Regions from separate parts of the Homo sapiens genome. Here region 2 is linked to region 1. The links are chromatin loops, found by intact Hi-C in ENCODE. Cell type or tissue: heart right ventricle. All regions are shown on one strand. Each heading gives the region's core, and the rest is flanking DNA. Links, peaks and the distances in the headings are about the cores only. Region 1 overlaps PCBP1-AS1 (PCBP1 antisense RNA 1). Region 2 overlaps MXD1 (MAX dimerization protein 1).

Region 1 (9,850 bases), core at 946-8,945:
TCACCTCCCTTCCTTCTCATTGCTTGGATTCTAAATCCGGAACTTCTCTGGCACATCTCTGGTTTTTGCTTACACAGCCTGGCCCTGCCCTCTGGCTGTATGCCATTTGTGATTTTTAGCCCTGCTGGAAGTTACACTCTCTACAAGGGTAAAGCAAACTGGGAGGTGCTGGTTCTGGCTCCAGAGGGACTGGGGTCTGGGGCCTGTCACCTGGTCCTGCCTGTGTTTCCTGGTGAGTATTCTTGGCCGCCTTTTTACCCTTAGCACACCAACTCAAAGCCCATAATTCTGACTGGGTAAGGATTAGAAGAGACTACCTTCTTCAGAGGGTCTGTGGGGGCAGGAATGTTAGTGCTTTGGAAGAAGCTCCTGACAGCAACCGCCACATCCTGCCTTGGGAGAATTGTTGGTCTCATACAGATGATCTAACAGTTATATTGGAGGTGTCTGTGGGCAGTGGTATCATACCACAGAAGGATTTCCCACCAGGTTCTTTAAGTATTGGACCTGCTTTTCAAAATAAAATCTGATTTTCTTTCTTTTTTTTTTTTTTTGAGACAAAGTCTCGCTCTGTCGCCCAGGCTCAAGTGCAGTGGCGCAATCCCTGCTTAGTGCAACGTCCACCTCCCGGGTTCAAGTGATTCTCCTGCCTCAGCCTCCTGAGTAGCTGGGACTACAGGCATGCGCCACCACGCCTGGCTAATTTTTTGTATTTTTAGTAGAGACGGGGGTTTCACCATGTTGGCCAGGCTAGTCTTGAACTCCTGACCTCAGGTGTTCTGCCCGCCTCGGCCTCCCAAAGTGCTGGGATTATAGGCAGGGTTTGCAGTGAGCTGAGATCATGCCATTGCACTCCAGCCTGGGCAACAAGAGCGAAACTCCGTCTCAAAAAACATATAAATAAATAAAAGATAGCCAGTGTCTTAGGGACAGAAGCATTGCTTTCCTTTTTTTTTTTTTTTTTTTTTTTATGAGATGGAGTCTCGCTGTCGCTCAGGCTGGAGTGCAGTGGCACGATCTCGGCTCACTGCAGGCTCCACCCCCCGGGGTTCACGCCATTCTCCTGCCTCAGCCTCCCGTGTAGCTGGGACTACAGGCGCCCACCACCTCGCCCGGCTAATTTTTTGTATTTTTAGTAGAGACGGGGTTTCACCGTGTTAGCCAGGATGGTCTTGATCTCCTGACCTCGTGATCTGCCCGCCTCGGCCTCCCAAAGTGCTGGGATTACAGGCGTGAGCCACCGCGCCCGGCCAGCATTGCTTTCCTTAATCACATTCTCAGTGTCAGAAGACTGCCAGTGAGTGTATGGGAATTGTTTCAGGCTTGTTACATAGGCTTTACTTAGAGCTGGAGAGTTGATATAGAGAGATATAATAGAAATTTATTTAAAACAAAAAATGGCTGTGGCCAGTTCTTCTTCTAAAGAGGGGTGGCTTAATTCATATTCATAGGGGAAAAAATTATTCCATTCCCTTTACCACTACAGAATGGTGGTAGTGAGTGAAAGTTCAAAACTTCTTTTTGTTCCTCGGTGCTGATCAAGGGTAGAAAGGGTAGAACCTGGAGTGGATGGTTCATACTATGGGTGACTCCAGCTATGGGTCATTGGAAGTCAGAGAAAAGGGAGTGGAGAGCTAAGTTGTTTTGAATAATGTAAGGGGGATTTCTCTCCCGCCCTAATACACAAACACAATGTGAGAAGCATTTGAAGAGGATAAAGGGGCCAAGCAGTGTGGTAATAACCCCTCAGTCTTTTCATACCTTCAGGAAAGTCTGATGGGCACACAGTGTTTTGAGTGAGTGCATATATGTGTGTGTGTGTGTGTGTGTGTGTGTGTGTGTGTGTGTTTTCTGTTTGATAAAGCATGGAAAAGGGGGACTGAGTCCTGTATCTGGGACAGCTTAGAGCAGAGGAAGAGATCCGCCTCAGGAGGTGAGAAGTGAGTGAGATAAGAAGTCCAGCAAGAAATGGAGTCAGAGCCAAAGGGACTATGAAGAGCATTAGCTCCTGGGATTTGCAGAAATTCTGGGAAGGCCTTTGGACTTCTCATAGAACTTGGGATAGGGAGGTTCAGGGAGTTTTTAAAACATGCCCAAGGACAGGGTGGTTGTAGCTGATATCTGATTGCTGTAGTGCTGTGTAACTCATACAGTGTTTAACAGTGGTCCCCAAGATCCTGCTCTGTGTATGCTTCAGGAACCATCATGTTATTCCTCTCTCTATTCAGACTCCAAAGGGGGACAGCAAACTTCCCAACAAAGGACTTTGTTATACTCTTCCTGCCTTATGAGTTACACAGAACCTGAGGATGCTAGTTAAAAAAGTCGGAGAGCTGCAGCCTCCTCAGCCACACCATTGCTGAGTAGGATATATCATTAGGGGTAAAGAGGTTGGGCAAAGTCTTACACAAAGTCTTGGGACTTGAAGACTGCTCTCAGCAAGGACCTAAGCAAAATAAATTTTTTTGAGATAGGATCTCACTCTGTCACCCAGGCTGAAGTGCAGTAGTGCAATCATGGCTTACTGTAGCCTTAACCTCCTGGGCTCAAGCAATCCTCCTGCCTCAGCCTCTTGAGTAGCTGAGACTACAGGTGCATACCACCATGGCCAGATCATTTTTTTTTTTTTTTGTAGAGACCAAGTCTCGCCAGGTTGCTTAGGCTGATCTCGAACTTCTGGTGCTCAAGCAGCCCTCCCGTGTTAGCCTCCCAAAATGCTGAGATTATAATTGTGAGCCACCACACTTGGTCTTAAGCAAATATTAACTCCAATCACTATCCTAAGCCAAGGTGTCTGAGCAGCTGAGGGAGGACCAGAGTGAATGCAGCTAGTGCCACACTGAACAAACCACTCTTGCTCATTCCTTAGGGAGGAGGACCTGGTTGATAGAAGAATTTATCTCGTAGTCTTAACATCCACTGTAATTCCAAACTTTGAGGACGATAGAGATCAGTGGGCTTTGACTGCCCAGCATGCAGTCTCCATTCTTAGGTAAGAACACTTTGATTTTCCTTTTGGGTACCACATCCTTCCCCACTCTCAGACCAGATTCTGGTGGGATAAGTCCCTTGGAGGACACATGACTGTGGTCAGAGAATAGCAATTGACGTGGGCATGGTTCCAAATCCAGGCCAATCACGACTCTGGATTTCTGTTGGAACTGTTAAGAAAGTGACCTCATTTCTTTTCCAGGTGGGTTCCCAAGCCTGTAAAATGTAAGCCTTATGCTGCTGAGGGCCATCTTGCCACCCTGAGGGAAACGCTGCCTGAGAATGAAACAAGCATAAGTAAAAGCTGAGCTGTGAGATGGAGCAAGATGAAGGCCACATGACATCTTTGGAGCACCTGGATCTAACTGTGCCTTAAGCTAGTCTAACCCTGAACATTTCATCATTTCATTGACATGAGCCCAGGTTTTCTTTTTTTTTGGATGGAGTCTTGCTCTGTCGCCCAGGCTGGAGTGCAGTAGCTCAATCTCGGCTCACTGCAAGCTCCACCTCCCGGGTTCACGCCATTCTCCTGCCTTAGCCTCCCAAGTAGCTGGGACAACAGGCGCCCACCACCACTCCCAGCTAATTTTTTGTATTTTTAGTAGAGACGGGGTTTTACCATGTTAGCCGGGATGGTCTTGATCTCCTGACCTCATGATCCGCCCGCCTCGGCCTCCCAAAGTGCTGGGATTACAGGTGTGAGCCACTGCACCCAGCCCTCAGGTTTTCCCTTTTTTTACCCCTCCTTTTGAAAATTTGATGTGGAATTTTGCCACCTGCAGCCAGAAGAGTTTTAACTAATCAGTGCCATAAATTTTATATAGTTCTCCTTGCAAAATGTGGATCAGCCTTTCTCAGCAAATCCTTTGTCATAAAGTGCTGAATTGTAAGTTTGTCATGAGAATCACATGAGATCATGCATGTGAAGAACCTGGCATTATCCTCCTCATAGAAAAAAACCAGTAAATATTAACTACAGGAAGCAAGGAAGGAGTGGGGTGAGGGGAAGAAGAAGGGGTACTGATTTAAAAGAACCCTGGAGTCCTAAGGATAATCTAGGAACCCTCAGACCCAATCCGATACCCCTATTCTAAATGCTCCTAGTGCCCTGTACCTTCCCCTCATAAGCCTTCATTATCATTGTAATGATATGTTTATGTAATATTTTGATTAATGTCTCTCCTTCACTGACCTAGCAGTTCTAGCAGGGCAGTGATTTTGCTGTGTTGCATCCCCAGCACCTAGTCTGGTATGTGGCATTCAGCATATGTTTATTGAATGAATGGCCATGTGGTTATTCAGATCCTCCTTGATTATTGGGGTTAGGATTGTGGCAGAAGTGGCAAAATCAGGGAGAGTAGTCCCTGTCCCCTCTGTATCTTATACACTGCCCACACTCCCAACACACATACACATACAGAGAATTTTGTCTCAATTAGATAATTAACTTCTGCTTGGTTGTAAACCAAACCACTGGTTCTTAAACTTTCATTGGATCATTTTATTGAAGAATTAAATAGTGTGGTTCTGGCCTAATGTCTGGAAAGCCTTGCAGAGGAGTGGATTAGGTCTTTGTGATAAACAGGCAGCCTTCCCTGCTCCTGTGTCTTTATAAAATCTATTTAACTGGAGTAGTCCACCCTCCCTCAGGCTCTTACAGGAATATGTTGGAGGCTGTAGGAAGGTGGGAAACCGAGAGGGAAAGGACTGGGCCGCTGGAGACTTCACTCATTCCCTAGCAAGAAACAAAAGCAGTAAAAGGTGGCCCGAGGACAACCTGAAGCTCACTCCTTCAGCACTTTTGGCTGGAGGTCACTTGTTGGAGCCCCACTCAGAGCTCAGCACACCACCCCACCAGCAGCCTCCTCCTCCCAGCTGAGGCTGCATTTCATCCCTTCCCCCAGCCTGCTTTCCCTGAGATAGGGGAGTGTTTCCCAGGGCCCATGTGACTTCCACTGGCAAGTGACGATTACCAATGGTTTACTAGTCAGTGAAACTACCAAAGGCTTTTGTGCTGTAGTAATCCTTTTCCTGTTTAAAACTCTGGGGATTTTCTAATGTTGCCAATAGTTTTTCAAGTCAGCAATTACTGTGTGGATTATGTAATGGCTCGGTATTAAAAATAGAAAAGACTGGAGTTTGCATCTATTTTAACCAAATCTTGAAAACAGAGCAAAGGGAGGGGAAGGGTGGAGAGGGAGAGACCAGAGGAGGAGGGAGAAAAAGAGATCATGTGACTGGATAAGACAGCTCACAATTCACTGTGCCTTTCTCCCACCATTTGTGGCCCAAGGACCTGTACTCCCTCCTCAGCCTCCTCTAGGGAGGGGTCCTTGATGAGAATTCTGAGGACACAAGACCCCTTGTGGATATTTCTTAGCTCAGCCTTGGTGTGCTTACCTGCTTCTGACAAGCAAAGTGGCCAAGTAGGGGAGGGAGTTGAATCTGATGTCCTCCACTAAGTCCAGGACTCCTATTTTGTTTTGTTTTGTTTTTGAGACGGAGTCTTGCTCTGTCACCAGGGTGGAGTGCAGTGGCACAATCTCGGCTCACTGCAACTTCTGCTGCCTGGGTTCAAGTGATTCCCCTGCCTTAGCCTCCTGAGTAGCTGGGACTGCAGGTGCGCACCACCACGCCTGGCTCATTTTTTGTATTTTAGCAGAGATGGGGTTTCACCATGTTGGCCAGAATGGTCTCAATCTCCTGAGCTTGTGATCCACCCACCTCAGCCTCCCCAAGTGCTAGGATTACAGGTGTGAGCTACCGTGCCTGGCCGAACTCCTGTTTTTGTTTTTGTTTTTATTGCCAATGTCTTTGCACTCAGCTTGTTTCTCTTGCTGGAATGGTAGTCAGGGCGTCACTTATATGTCTTTAGCATCCCAAATTTCTGTCAGTCCCTTGGCCAAAGTTATTCCAAATAAATATTCAATGTAATTACCTGCCACTTCCCTGCCCCAATCCTCTTTCTGCTGGATTGCCACTCCTAAGCCCCAGATACAGAAATTGCAGGCTTACAATGGGTTTGCTCTCGAATGACATCACACCAGTCCCCTACCCCCTACTCTGAGTTGAGGGATATTTGTATTTTAACAGAGAGCCATTGAGTAACTTTAGGGCCTCTCTGGTGGTGGAAGTTTAGGTGCCAGGGTTGATATTTTGGGAAGGAGAATTTATTTTATTTATTTATTTTTTTGGAGACGGAGTCTCTCTGTCGCCCAGGCTGGAGTGCAGTGGCACGGCCTCAGCTCACTGCACCCTCCGCCTCCTGGGTTCAAATGATTCTCCTGCCTCAGCCTCCCGAGTAGCTGGGACTACAGGCTCGTGCCACCACGCCTGGCTATTTTTTGTTGCGTCATCCCATGGTGGAATGTAGAAGGGCAAGAAAGTATACATGCGCAAGGGAGGAGGGGGCCAGACTTATCCTTTTATCAGGAACCCAGTCTTGTGACTATGACATGAATCTATTTGTGAGAGCACAGCCCTCATGACCTAATCACCTCTTAAAGATCCTACCTCTCAACACTGATGCATTGGGGATTAAGTTTCCAACACATGAACTTTGGTGGATGCATTCAAACCACAGCACCAGGGTTCCTACTATGTCACCTCCAGAGGCACCCAGAGAGGAAGGTTTTGAGTTAATCACATCATAATTTATAGCCCTTGAGCCATCAGAGAGCCCATGCAGAGAGCACCCTATTTCCTAGGTCTCAGGTGGCATGGAGGGGTGAGTACGTTGAAGAAGGTGCTTGCTAATTTCCAAAGACTCAGCGCAAATAAGTTCAGTGGGGTTCATGGGAGAGAGACCTGAAATGAATCAATTGTGGGTAATACTAGAAAGTTGTCTTCTCGTCATTACTTCCATCTATTTCCACACCTACCCCATCACACTCCGTTCTCAGTATCTTCATCTGTATTGGGGTGGAAAAGAGTGCCAACAGCTCAGAATAATGCTGGTTCTAGCTGCACCCAGCCTCACCCAATGTGGCCCAACCTAGTGGAACTGCAGTGAAAGGAAGCGAGAGTTCTAATTATGGGTTTTAGGTATCATTTCACTAGATATGTTGGAGGATCTGAGGACCTTTCTTAGGGACCTTTAATTACAGTACCCTGGACTGGGAAGTGCCCATGATGTGGCACCTCTTTCTTACCCTGTAGGGTTTTCTTGACTACATAATTGAACATACTTATGGGGGTACATGTGATATTCTGATACATACAATGTATAATGACCAAATCAGGTTAATTAGCATATCCATCACCTCAAACCCTTGTCATTCCTTTGTGTTGGTAACATTCTAAATCTTCTAGTTATTTTGAAACATGACAGATTATTAACTGTAGTCACCCTTGTGTGCTATTGAATACTAGAACTTATTCCTTTTATCTAACTATATGTTTGTAACCATTAACCAACCTCTCATCAGTCTCTCTCCTACCCTTCCTGGCCTGTAGTAACCACCATTTTACTCTCTACTTCCATGAGATCACCTTTTTTGTGCTTGATTTATTTCAGTTAACATAATGGCCTTGGTTTTATCCATGTTACTGCAAATGACAGAATTTCATTCTTTTTTAGGCTGTATTTGTATATATACCACATTTTAATCCATTCTTCTGTTGATAGACTCTTAGGTTGATTCCACATCTTGGCTATTGTGACTGCTGCTGCAGTAAACATGGGAGTGCAGATATCTCTTTAATATACTGATTTCCTTTCTTTTGTATGTATTATGCCTAGCAGTAGGATTGCTGGATCATATGGTAGATATATTTTTAGTTTCTTGAGGAACTTTCATACTACTTTCCACAGTGGCTATACTAACTTACATCCTGCTCCACCCCCCGCTTTTTTTTTTTTTTTTTTTTTTTTTGAGAGACAGGGTCTTGCTCTGTCGCCCAGGCTGAGTGCAGTGGCCAGGATCTTGGCTTACTGCAGCCTGGACCTCCCAGGCTCAAGTGGTCCTCCCACATCAGCCTCCTGCGTAGCTGGGACTACAGGTGCACATCATCACGCCCAGCTAATTTTTTAATGTTTAAATTTTTTGTAGAGGCGGGATCTCACTATGTTGCCCAGCTGTTGTGAAAATCCTGGATGCAAGTAGTCCTCCTGCCTCAGCCTCCCAAAGTGCTGGGATTACAGGCGTGAGTGTCCACACCCAGCCTGCTATAGCTTTGTAGTATGTTTTGAAGTCAGGTAGTGCGATGCCTCTAGTTTTGTTCTTTCTGCTCAGGATTGCTTTGGCTATTTGGGGTCTTTTGTGGTTCCCTAGGAATGTTAGGGTTGTTTTTTCTATTTCTGTGAAGAATGTCGTTGGTATTTTGGTAGAGATTGCATTGAATCTGTAGATTGCTTTGGGTAATATGGGTATTTTAACAGTATAAATTTTTCCAATCTATGAGCATGAGATATCTTTTCATTTTTTGTATCCTCTTAAATTTCTTTCATCATTGTTTTATAGTTTTTATTGTAGAGATCTTTTACTTTGGTTAAATTTGTACCTAAGTATTTTATTTTATTTTTTTTTGCTATTGTTAGTGGAATTCCTTTCTTGATTTTGTTTTGTGATTCTTTGCTGTTGTATAGAAATGCTACTGATTTTCGTATGTTGGTTTTGTATCCTGCAACTTTACTGAATTTCTTTGTTGACTTCTAACAGTTTTTTGGTGGAGTCTTTAGGTTTTTAGGTTGTTGTAAACAAGAATAATTTGACTTCTTCCTTTCCAATCTGGATGCCCTTTATTTCTTTTTTTTTTTTCTGATTGCTCTGGCTAGGACTTCCAGGTCTATGTTAAATAAAGGTAGTGAAAGTGAGCATCCTTTTCTCATTCCATATGTATATATATTATTATTTTGAGATGGAGTTTCACTCTTGTTTTCCAGGCTGGAGTGCCCAAGTGATTCTCCTGCCTCAGCCTCCCAAGTAGCTGGGATTACAGGCGTGCGCCATCATGACTGACTAATTTTTGTATTTTTAGTAGAGACAAGGTTTCACCATGTTAGGCTGGTCTTGAACTCCTGACCTCACGTAATCCACCCACCTTGGCCTCCCAAAGTGCTGGGATTATAGGCATGAGCCACCGTGCCTGGCTGTTGTTCCATATCTTAGAGGATGACTGGGAAGTGCCCATGATGTGGCATCTCTTTCTCATCCTTACAGGTTTTTAGTTCTCTGATGCTAGATTCCAATCCATATTCTTACCAGAGGCTGACTTTGGTAAGGAGCACAAACTTCTGGTATGGTCCATATTTTAATTCTTTCAACCCATTGTGTCCATTAATGCATTTGGACATGCCTGGTCAAGTGTCCTGGCCTTTGGTATGGTCACAGCCATTGCAGCATCAGTATCTGTGTATCTGGATAGTCAGGCTACTCCAGACCATTTGTGTCAGCAGAAGCTGGAGTTCACAGAGAGTATCTGCTCTCCAAATCTCACCCCACCTTCCAGGCTTTGAGCAAGGTAGATGGTTTACCAAAGCACCTGCCTGAGGGGCTGCTAAGGGCTAGCATCAGTCCAGGAGTAAATCATTGGCACGATCCACAAAAGAATCCTTTCTACATAAACCCAACTCTCTGTTGTGGCCTCCTTTCCTCCCACCCCATGGATAGAACCATAAGGAGACATCAGAACTTGACCACAGCAATGTTGGGTACACTGGTCATCTCCATCCTTTTCTTTCCCTTCTCTTCCTCCTCCTCCTCCTCCTCTTTTCTCTTTTTCTCTCTCTTTTTTTCCTTTGGAGATGGAGTCTTGCTGTGTTGCCCAGGCTGGCCTTGAGCTCCTGAGATCAAGTGGTTCTCCTGCCTCAGCCTCCTGAGTAGCTGGAACTACAAGCATGAGCCTCCATCTCCTGCTC
Region 2 (9,850 bases), core at 774-8,773, 85 kb after region 1:
GTGTCCTTCAGGGCTAAAAAGGGTGCTGTGTTGGGAAGGACACTCAGGTGTACCTGGGGGCCAGTGATGTCCTGGCTCTTCACCAGTTGTGTTTTTTTGGGTGCTTACTTTATAATAACTATTAAACAGCACCTTTATGTTTTATGCACTTTTACATCTATATGTGCTGGCCGGGTGTAGTGGCTCATGCCTGTAATCCTAGCACTTTGGGAGGCTGAGGCAGGTGGATCACCTGAGGTCAGGAGTTCGAGACCAGCCTGGCCAATATAGTGAAACCCCATCCCTACTAAAAATACAAAAATTAGCTTGGTACGGTGGCAGACGCCTGTAATCCCAGCTACTCGGGAGGCTGAGGCAAGAGAATCGCTTGAACCCGGGAGGCGGAGGTTGCAGTGAGCTGAGATCGTGCCATTGCACTCCAGCCTGGACGAAAGAGTGAGACTCTGTCTCAAGAAACAAACAAACAAATACATATGCATGTGCCAAATCATGATAAAAAACATTAAAAATGAACAGAATGAAAATAGTTAACTAAAAAATTAACTAGAAATTTAAAGCCCAGGGTAAAACTAAATATGCCGAAATGTAAGCAAAATACTTGAAAAGGCACAAAACGATGCAATTCACCTTCATGCTGCATTAAAATTCTAATTTTTGAAAAATAATGTGGAGTATACTTTTAGACCAAATTGTCCTTTGGGCTGAATTGTTTCCTCTGCAGCTTGTTCTCAACCAAATTGTTTTCTGTCCAATTGCTTTTGTTTTTGAACCAGTCACCTGGATTTTTCCAAAACCCGGGTATTTTCTGTGGCCCTCACTGTACTGTACAATTCCGATGGTGATCAAGGCCAGTGATTAGTAAAAACCTCACTGGCTGTGTTTCATCACCTCTGCTTGGGGCCATATGATACTGGAGACTCTTGTCCTGCCTTAGCTCTGAGCCTAAAGTTCTCCTCTGTCTCTCTTAAAAAGTGTTAATTCGTTCGTTCATTCGTTCATTCATTCATTCATTCATTCATTCATTCATTCGCCCATCCATCCCCAAGTGGCCATCGCTGAGCACACACAGGCATGGTCCTGGGCATTGGGTCAGAGCCGCAGGGGGCCTGCAGGGTCTGCTCCGGCAGAGGTCCGTGTGAACATCAAGCAGGTAAAATACAAGGTGTCATGTGGTGATAAGAGAAAGTGAAATGCATCACTGCGCGGACAGCGGATAGAAAGTGACCAGGGAGCTGCGATTTTATACAGGTGGAGTCGGGGGTCCTCAAGGACACGGGGACGTTTGCACTGAGACCTGAGTGAAGCGCAGTCCGCCGCGAGGTGCCGGGGGGAGCGGCCAGGCAGGCTCCCCAAGTGGGGGCCCCCAGGTGTCCAGGGAAGAGTGAGGAGAGGGGTGGGGTGTAGACAGGGCCTGATCAGGTGGGGACCCGCCGCGGGGGAGGCCTGAGTGCTGTCAGCCGGACGGCATTCGCGGGAGGGCAGGATTTACAGGGGAGGCGGGGGGCGTGGGCAGAGCGGGAGACAGGGAGAGGACCTCGGAGGCTTCCGTGGGGTCCGGTGGCCCCGGAGGCAGGGCAGCCCCCTCCCTCGGGGCCTCTTCCTGAGACCAAAGGGCTCCACTCTGTAGGAGCAGCCAGCCCCCTTTCCTCCAGGGCGAGCTGCGGTATTCAGCACCGCCCTCCGTGGCTGCAAGCCTTCCCAGCCAGCCCGGAGCCTCCACTGATCCCTCCTAAAGGCATCTGGTCCAAGCTGCCCCCACTGCGGCCTGTCAAGCACTTTTGGATCCTGGTTCTGTCAGGCCCTCAGTGCCATCTGGCAACCACGGGGTCATCCCTAGATGTAGAGAATGTGCCATCCATACCCGACTGCAAATGGATGTATTGACGTTGAGTGGAACAGGCTGAGGACAGTGTCCCCTTCATGCCGCTGGACAGCTTCCTGCCGTGACCTGTCTCTGCTAATCAAACCTTGGTGGGGCCGAGGATGGTGTAATAAAATACTGAAATTTGCAAGCGATTAATTTTGATTGTTTGTTTGAGACAGGGTCTCACTCTGTGGCCCGGGCTGGAGTGCGGTGGTGCAATCGTGACTCACTGCAGCCTCCACCTCCCTGGGCTCAAGCAATTCTCCTGCCTCAGCCTCCCAGGTAGCTGGGACCACAGGCACAGGCCACTACCTCGGCTAATTTTTTTTTTTTTTTGAGAGACGGGGTCTCCCTCTGTCTCTCTGGCTTACTCCTAAAAAATCTGTAACATCCGATTCAAAGCTAGTTCCATAGAACCACTATTCTCATTTACTTGCAATCCAACGAACTTTCTCCAGTTGAGGAGAAAGGGTGGCATTCCTTCCTGTTTCTGGCAGGGGAATCAGACCCAGGTCAGCACTGCCACTGCCTCTGGCCTCTGCGGATATCCCCAAAGGAGCCCCAGTTCTTCTAGACAGGAGGGATTATTTCCAGCCCTGGGGCACCACCCTCCTAGTCCTTGGCAAGTTTGTTTCCATAACCAAACAAACAAACAAAAAAACCAAAAACCCCTCACATTCACCTTCCCTCTCCACACCCTTGACCCCAATAACCTCACTCCTGCTTAGTCAACCTCACTTCCGTCTGCTTGCAAAAGCATTTTTTATTTTACACTGTGATTCCGCATGGCAGTATCCTCTTGTTCTCTACAAAGGTGGATCGGAAGTAACTTCCAAAATTACAAATACTAAAATAGGAAAGATGTTGAGTAAAAGCCAAGGCCAGAGAAGAGACTAAGGGGAAACTGGGTCACAAACATGCACATTACAGGTTCTCACAAAATTACTAAAGGTGAAGTGTGAATTTGGCTCTGAGTTTCCTGACAGCCAAAGGGAGAAGAGAAAGATGATCTGTTGCATGATTCACTGTTTCCCTGAGGTAAACACACCTGTTTTTCAGGGGAAAGCAATGGGATTGCTGCAATGAGTTCCAAAAGAATACTTTTCCCTAACATTATAAAGTGTGGTGACAAGAAAGCAGGGCCAGGTTCCATCCTGATTATCTCTTTACTCTTCCACTGATACCTCTTCTGGGCCACACACTGTTCCATGCCCTGTGCTAGTCTGCATTGACTGGTAGCTTCTTTGACCAAAGTTATTAACTGCAAAGTAGCCAAGAATCATCACAACCTCTGCAGTTGCTCAGAGGTCATACTTGAAGTGTGGAGTTGTCCCCGTCTGGGTAGAGCTCTACCTACGGTTGTTCTGAATTTGCAGTGCAAAGGTACGTGTGAATGCGGGAACTGAAGTCATTTGGCCTCTTCTGATGAGATACTTGCAACATATGGGCATTTTAGCAAGGGCTTCCCTCTGTCTCTCTCTCTGAGCCACCTCTGTATGATCTGGTCTCTCTATGAGAGGAACTGCCCTGTAGGGCTGGCGGGGTCTTAGGGTCGTTTTGACCTTCCGAACAGCACATAGGTGAGATACTACCTGGAAAATAGCCACCCCTCCACTGTCAATGCCCACATTCTGTCCCTGAGTCACCCTCTGCTCCCCCTTTCGGTTTAACCACTTCCTGCCTACTGTTTGTTGTCTAAACAGCACAGTCAGAATGACATATTTGAACACTTCCCCACCCTCTAATGTAATTTTCCCTTCCAAGCTTATTTCTTCTCTGAGTGTTGGAATTTTGTATTCTGAAAATCCAAGTCACATGCCAGACAGTGTTCGAACGTTCTCTCCTTGGCTGGGAAAATGATTATAATTGCTCATATGTACTGAATGCTTTCTGCATGTCAGGCATGGGGAAAAGCTGTTTGCATACTTTACCTTACTTAATCCCCCTAGCAGCCCTGGGAAGTACATGCTGTTATTATCCTCACTCTACAGACCGGGTCAGCAGAGTCCCAGATACTTGCCTGGGGTCACCGAGGGTGTTAAGGGTGGAGTTGGCATCGACCCTTAGCTCCATTTGACCAGAGTCTGTGCACGTGACCATCACCCAGGACCACCTTCCGGGGTACCTAGGGGACATGGGCACTCCCCCTGAGTTTCTATTTCCACTTGGCCAGCCTATTGGTCTCTGTTGGTCATTACTGGCTCGAATGCTTCACAGCAATGGTTTTTTCCGCCTTCTGGGGGATGACAGTATCAGCGTGGCAAGGCGAGTGTGTTGGATGTTCTGCTTGTAACTAAACAGATACTGGTTCTCCCACGCCCACTGGTCCCTGTGCATGGCTGGGGGCTATCTCCAGGTGTCACCCAGCCCGGCTGTCTGGCTGGCCAATGGTGTTGGTTGGCCAGTGCCTTTCTCTCTTTCCCCTATCCCTAAGGCCCTCCCAGGTGCCTTCTCCTCCAGGATGGCTGCTTTCTTTGAAGGCAGACGTATTTCTGACACAGAGCTCCCTGCGTTGACTGTCTTCCTCACCTCTGCCCCCAGGCAAGGCCAAGAGCATCCTAGAAAAGCCCCTGCCCTTTTCTCCAGGGCCTGAGTGGGCCTCTCTAGCTCCAATACCCCCAGTCCACCCGCTCAGACCTGGCCTCAGGTGCATGCCCTTGGCCTCCGTCCTGGCTCTTCCTGTGGTCATCCCTTTGGATAAGATGGTTCGCCTGTCCCATTACATCCCTAGCCTGCCTTCACCAGACACGCTGCCTTCACCCACAGCCGGGGAGGCTCCCGGAAGCTTCAGCCAGTTAGAGCCTGCCCTGCCGTCTGCCTGAAAGTGGGTTAGTCACTCTGTCCCAACACAAAGCTTCCCTTTCCTCTGGGCAACATGTTCAACCCAGCCAGCAGCCAGCAGCCACATCTACCTCATCTAGTCTCCACAAGGACACTCGCAGAGGCAATGACTCCAGAATTCTGCATGGAACAGAGTGGGCAGGGAGCTGCCTCGCCACCCAGTTTGGGCTGAGCCCTGAACAATACTTCCTGCAGAGACCCTGCCTGTGGGACCCTTGGCCACTGGAAGCTGAATGTCCTTTACTTTTATATATATTTTAAAATAATTCCAACTTTTATTTTAGATTCAGGGGGTGCATGTGCAGATTACGAGGGTTTGTTTTTCTAGTTTTAGTTTTTTGAGACAGGGTCTCTCTCTGTCGCCCAGGCTGGAGTGTAGTGGTACAATCATAGCTCAAAGAAGCTTCGACCTCCTGGGCGCCCATCCTCCCATCTCAGCCTCCAGAGCAGCTGGGACGACAGGCCTACGTGTCCTTTATTGATGGGAAGGCCTAAGTGGGCAATGGGCCTTCCATAGTCTCTTGGCAGAGAGCCTTGGTGTGGCCCTCCTCATCTAGGTCATAGTGACATCGAAGAGGTGAGTCAAAGCTGCACTGGGTAATGGGGACTCCAGGGCCTAAGTAGAAGTCATGTACGGTAAATACTGGTTGAATAAATAAGTGATGTCACGGGGTTCGCCACCAAGACGACATGGGATAGAGAGAGTGTCTTCCTTTGAGAGCATGCTGGTTTATTCCCACTAGATCCCCAGGAGGATCAGCAGTAGAGGAGGGGGGGTCCTTCTTCACAATAGGCACAGAGGGAAGTTGAGATTGAGAGGACAGCCATGGCCTAGTAATTGTATTGTGAATTCCCATTTTTCTGCTCCACTGTCTGGAATATAAGGTCCCCTCCAAAGAAAATAGGTAGCCTCGTTCAAAGGCTTAAAAAGGAAAAGATGCCGTATATGGAAGACTGATGACAATTTGGCACAGCTCTTGCAAAAATTGGGGCAAGGGAGTGTGGGGCTCAGCAGCCCGGCTGCTGACGCTTCCAGTCCCACCCCTCACTAGCTCTGTGGGTTTGGGGCAAAATGCCTCACTTCTCTCTCCCTCAGCTTCCTTACCTGTGAAGTTTGGATAATGCTAGCGCTCCCCTCCCGGGGCCAATGTGAAGGTTCACGGAGGCCCTGCAGTGGCGCACCCAGCCCTTAGCACTCAGTAAATGTGGGCTGACCCTCGTTATGACATGGGCCCATACAGCATAACAAGTGACATTTTTTCATCCAGCTACTGTGAACAAGTCAGGAAACTTCGGAAATAAGATTTGTCATCTTGTGGGGGAGGCTATTTTATGTGAAAGCTGTCTTTCTAATTATCTACAGTTCAAAGCTTCCTCTCCGCAACCACAGTAAACAAGGGATCCTGATGCTTTAGAGAACGTAGCTTTTGTTGAGGTTGTGACCAATGCACTATTAGGTGGGTTCCATTTGGGGCTTGTCCACAGTGATGGATCCTAGAATCTCACATCCTAAAAGGGCCCAGCTGCCACCCCTACTCTTTGGAGAAAGCAGACAAGGCAGGCCACTTTCCAAAGTAGAAGTACCAGGAAGTTCCTTTTTCATCAGACCTGCAGGCAGAATGCCAATGCAGTTAACTTAAAAACCTTTCAAAAATTTTAGGTGGTTTTTAGAACAAGAAGTCATTGGTCAACAAGGAGAAAGACAACTTTTTCCTCCTCTTGACTCCGAAAAAGTGCTCTCCTGGTGTAACAAAAACAGGAAGACAGACTGCACTTGGCGAACTTGCCATGATGAGGACTTGAGCGCCAATGAGACTCACGCTGGAAAGGTGGCAGCATGAGGCAGGGGTTTGTGTGCTGTTCTTAGATGTGTCCTCACCTCTAGGACGGAGCCTGATATGGAGCAGGTACTCAAGCCGTATTTGTTCAGTGAATGAATAAATGTATACTAACCAGATGGGTTAGTATGTAAAGGAACGGACATCCTCAGCCAATGCCTCTCTCCTCTCAGTGAGTTGTGCAATCCACAAGGTCTTTCCTTTGACATGCCCCAGGTCCAGGCCACACCGCAGCCCCACGAAGCTGGACTCTGCCTGAGCACCTGCCTCACTGCCCTGGATGTTCTCCTTCCCAGCAATGCTCCTTTCCCAGCAAACACTCACTCCTCCTCCAGGGCCCAGCTCGAATGCACCACCTCTAACTTCTCATGGAGCTTTCCCACACAACTTTATTCCACAACTAATTACACTGCATTAAATTGTGTGCATATCTTTCCCAGCAGGCTACAGGCTGCTCAAAAGATGCAGAAGTCTTGGCAGTGCTTACAGCCTGCATCATTAGAGGCACCCAAAACAAAGGGCAAGTCAGCCAAGAATGAGTCAACGAGCAGGTGAAACCAGTAGGTGGGATGATGGGGCAGTGGAGAGGGTGGGACTGTGGCTAATTCTGATCAACAAATGGGCTCAACTGGAGCCACACAATCTCAATCCTCATCACAGGCTCCAAGGGCTGAAAACTTTTAGCTAGTGAAGTTTCCCTTAAATTAAAAGAAAAAAAGAAATCTGATGAACGCAGTTCTGCAAGGACAACCACGAAAGGGTAAATTGTGATACAAAACATCAGAAAGACCAAAATTTCTTTAATAATGAAATAATTTATTATTTGTTAACAGTTGAACAATACAGTTTACATATACACAGCAAAGATTCTCTAAAACATGTAGTAGTTTCTAAAAATGCATGTGCTAACTGTAGTAAAAAGCACCATTCTCTATGATCTTGACACAGGATTTACATTGGCGTCATATTTACATAAAGAAACATCTGGAAACAGAATAGCATACCCTTTCATCTGCTGCTCCCCTGTCAGGCTGTGTGTAGCATTAGGAAGATGGCCCCCCAAAAATGATGGTAACAGCAATATTCCAAGAGCACCAATTCTAGGGATGGGGTAAAGGCAAGTTTGGTTGTCAGGTAAAAGCTAAAATGAAGAATGCTCCCTCAACTTGCCACCCCACAGAGAGAAGAAATCAAAATGTAAAAATCTGGATAAATCTTAACATTGGGTGCCTTATGAATTCTCACTTTATGATTTTGAGAGAAGGTCAAATACTCAATCTCTTCAGCCATTCAATAGCTGAATCTAGCAGTGCCTGTCAATTTCTTCTTTCAGAAGAATCTGAGAAAATCATCCATGTAATATTGATAATGAAAAAAACCATGATAAATCACCTATTGCACACCCCACCCTCTAACCCAGTTATCTTTGAAAGCAAAGCATCCTACAGTCTATAGAGATCAGAGGATGTAGAATGAGAAACCACCTCATCGAAAAGGGTCTTTGGGTTGTCTTCTACCAGGAAGAGTTTTTAAATAGGAGTAGCCAGCTACTAGACACGCTAAACACACTGCATCAGAGTCAAACATAGAAAAAGAATAGATTGACATGCAAGAAATTGCGTTTAGCCTTTTACTACCTGATGTTCAACACTCAGGGAAGGCAAAGGGGGACAGACAAACTTGGGGAAACAAAGAAGAAACAGAAAAGACCAGGATGTTAAAGTCTCCTGTGTGGTTCATGAAAAAATAGAAAATAAAAAAAGACCAAGACTTGGGGGAAGAAATAGACTGTAAAGGACAATGATAGTGGTATTCTCGCCAATACAGTATGGTATAAAAACCTAAATAATAATATGTGTGTGTGTGTGTGTGTGTGTATATATAGATACTTTTCAAAAATAAGTTCTCTCTTGAAAGGATGGGGAAGAGGCAAGAAGAAATAAGCCCACAAAATCTATTCTCAAGCTCCAAGATATTGCTAGATGGTTATTTTGAGCATCACAATCCTACCTAGTTTACACTTTTTTCTTATCCCCCAGGATTTGCTCTTGGCCGCTTTGGGGATGCAGAAGAGAGGCCCATAGGAAACTCAGGTTGAGGCCCCTTTGTTGCTTTTGAAAAAGTAGAGGTTAAAGGAAAATGCCCACCTTAAAAAATAAAAACAAAACAAAACACTCAAGTGGCCAACTGCAGGACGAGGGCCTACTTAATGTTCAGTTCTGAATCAACACTGAAATTATTTTCATCTTAGGTTGACAGGGAAAATCTAGGTCCTGCCTAAAAATGTGATGCATTTTGAATCACTAAACTAGCATTAGGTGTGTGACTACAGAAAGGAGCCAGCAGTTGCTATCAGCACCTTGAAGAATTCAAGATCTCTGCTTAGCAAAAGAAAACCAAAATACAGACGACCTGGGTGCTCGGCCCACCATTCAAAGCCAACAGGGGATGGAAAGCTATGTTTTCAGGATGTTACAGAAGCACACATATATATTTTCCCACTGCATGAAATTAAATTAGACTGCGTACTCTTATTTTTCCCACTTGCGTTATGATGGTATCAATAAGAGTGCAGTTTAGATTTTTTTAGTTTTTTAAAATCAACTTTCACATAAAAATATGCATGTGCCTATATTTATACACATCTGTATTTACGTACAATTGTCAAAGTCTTAAAGGCTGGGGTTTATATCTCTGCCCATCCCCTCCCAACCCCAAAATCCCTAATAGAAAGGTTTTCATCTTGCTTAAAAAGACAAAACAACTAAAAAGACTATAGCTCTTAGCAGTCAGGCTGGTGGATCAGTGAATGAGAGAGGACAAATTGGCGAATCAGGGCTGCCGATCAGCCGCACGGGGCGCGGAGGATGGGGTTGGGGGGATTAGCTGCCTTGGGCTGAGTTTGCTGGTCCTGAAGATTACAGTTTTGGTTAGAGAGAGAAGCCTGTCTAGCATGCTGACTCGGTCTACCTCAAGCTTTGAAAGTAATGTCTAACCCTGCTGCCAGTTTATCACAAGTGCATTAAAAATATAGAGATCTATCAAGTTCCACATTTATATGCAATCAAACTGAAAAGGACCAGACAAACAGTGCAAAGGTCAAATAATTACTGTTTTATATTGGGACAGTACATTTCAGATTTCAACCAAAAGACAAAAATGCAGTTTAACTCAAAGGCACAACAATTGAAACACAGAAAATAATGGCATCTCTTGGATGCCTTATTTCTAAATTAAACAAAGAAGTACACAAATTTTGTTCCCTTCCCTCCCCCAGTGCAAGCCCACAAGCTTTTTCCAAAGTCTT

Evidence for each region. A loop is a pair of places that touch in the nucleus more often than their neighbours do. Peaks named below come from ENCODE experiments on the same cell type or tissue, not always from the same donor. Only the 100,000 strongest peaks of a DNase experiment are listed, where the experiment ranks them.
Region 2: a loop joins it to region 1, with 1.8 times the contacts of the local background. A loop is called at or near these places in 3 of 110 quality-filtered maps.

What each region holds. Positions count from the first base shown.
Region 1 is chr2:70,025,275-70,035,124 of GRCh38, reverse strand. It overlaps PCBP1-AS1 (PCBP1 antisense RNA 1), which reads left to right. Exons shown (of 11, transcript NR_033872.1): 7 at 2,870-2,992. It also overlaps a transcript of ASPRV1 not described here. Among named protein-coding and RNA genes, the nearest start is that of PCBP1-AS1, 57 kb to the left of the region's middle. RefSeq lists an enhancer at 5,163-6,034. In heart right ventricle, for the core only: no CTCF peak of the experiment used is centred there; a DNase peak (open chromatin) is centred at 4,884; H3K27ac peaks cover 2,739 bases.
Region 2 is chr2:69,940,434-69,950,283 of GRCh38, reverse strand. MXD1 (MAX dimerization protein 1) reads right to left here. Exons shown (of 6, transcript NM_002357.4): 6 at 7,339-9,850. It also overlaps a transcript of ASPRV1 not described here. Among named protein-coding and RNA genes, the nearest start is that of ASPRV1, 16 kb to the left of the region's middle. RefSeq lists an enhancer at 2,602-3,801. In heart right ventricle, for the core only: no CTCF peak of the experiment used is centred there; a DNase peak (open chromatin) is centred at 4,643; H3K27ac peaks cover 1,264 bases.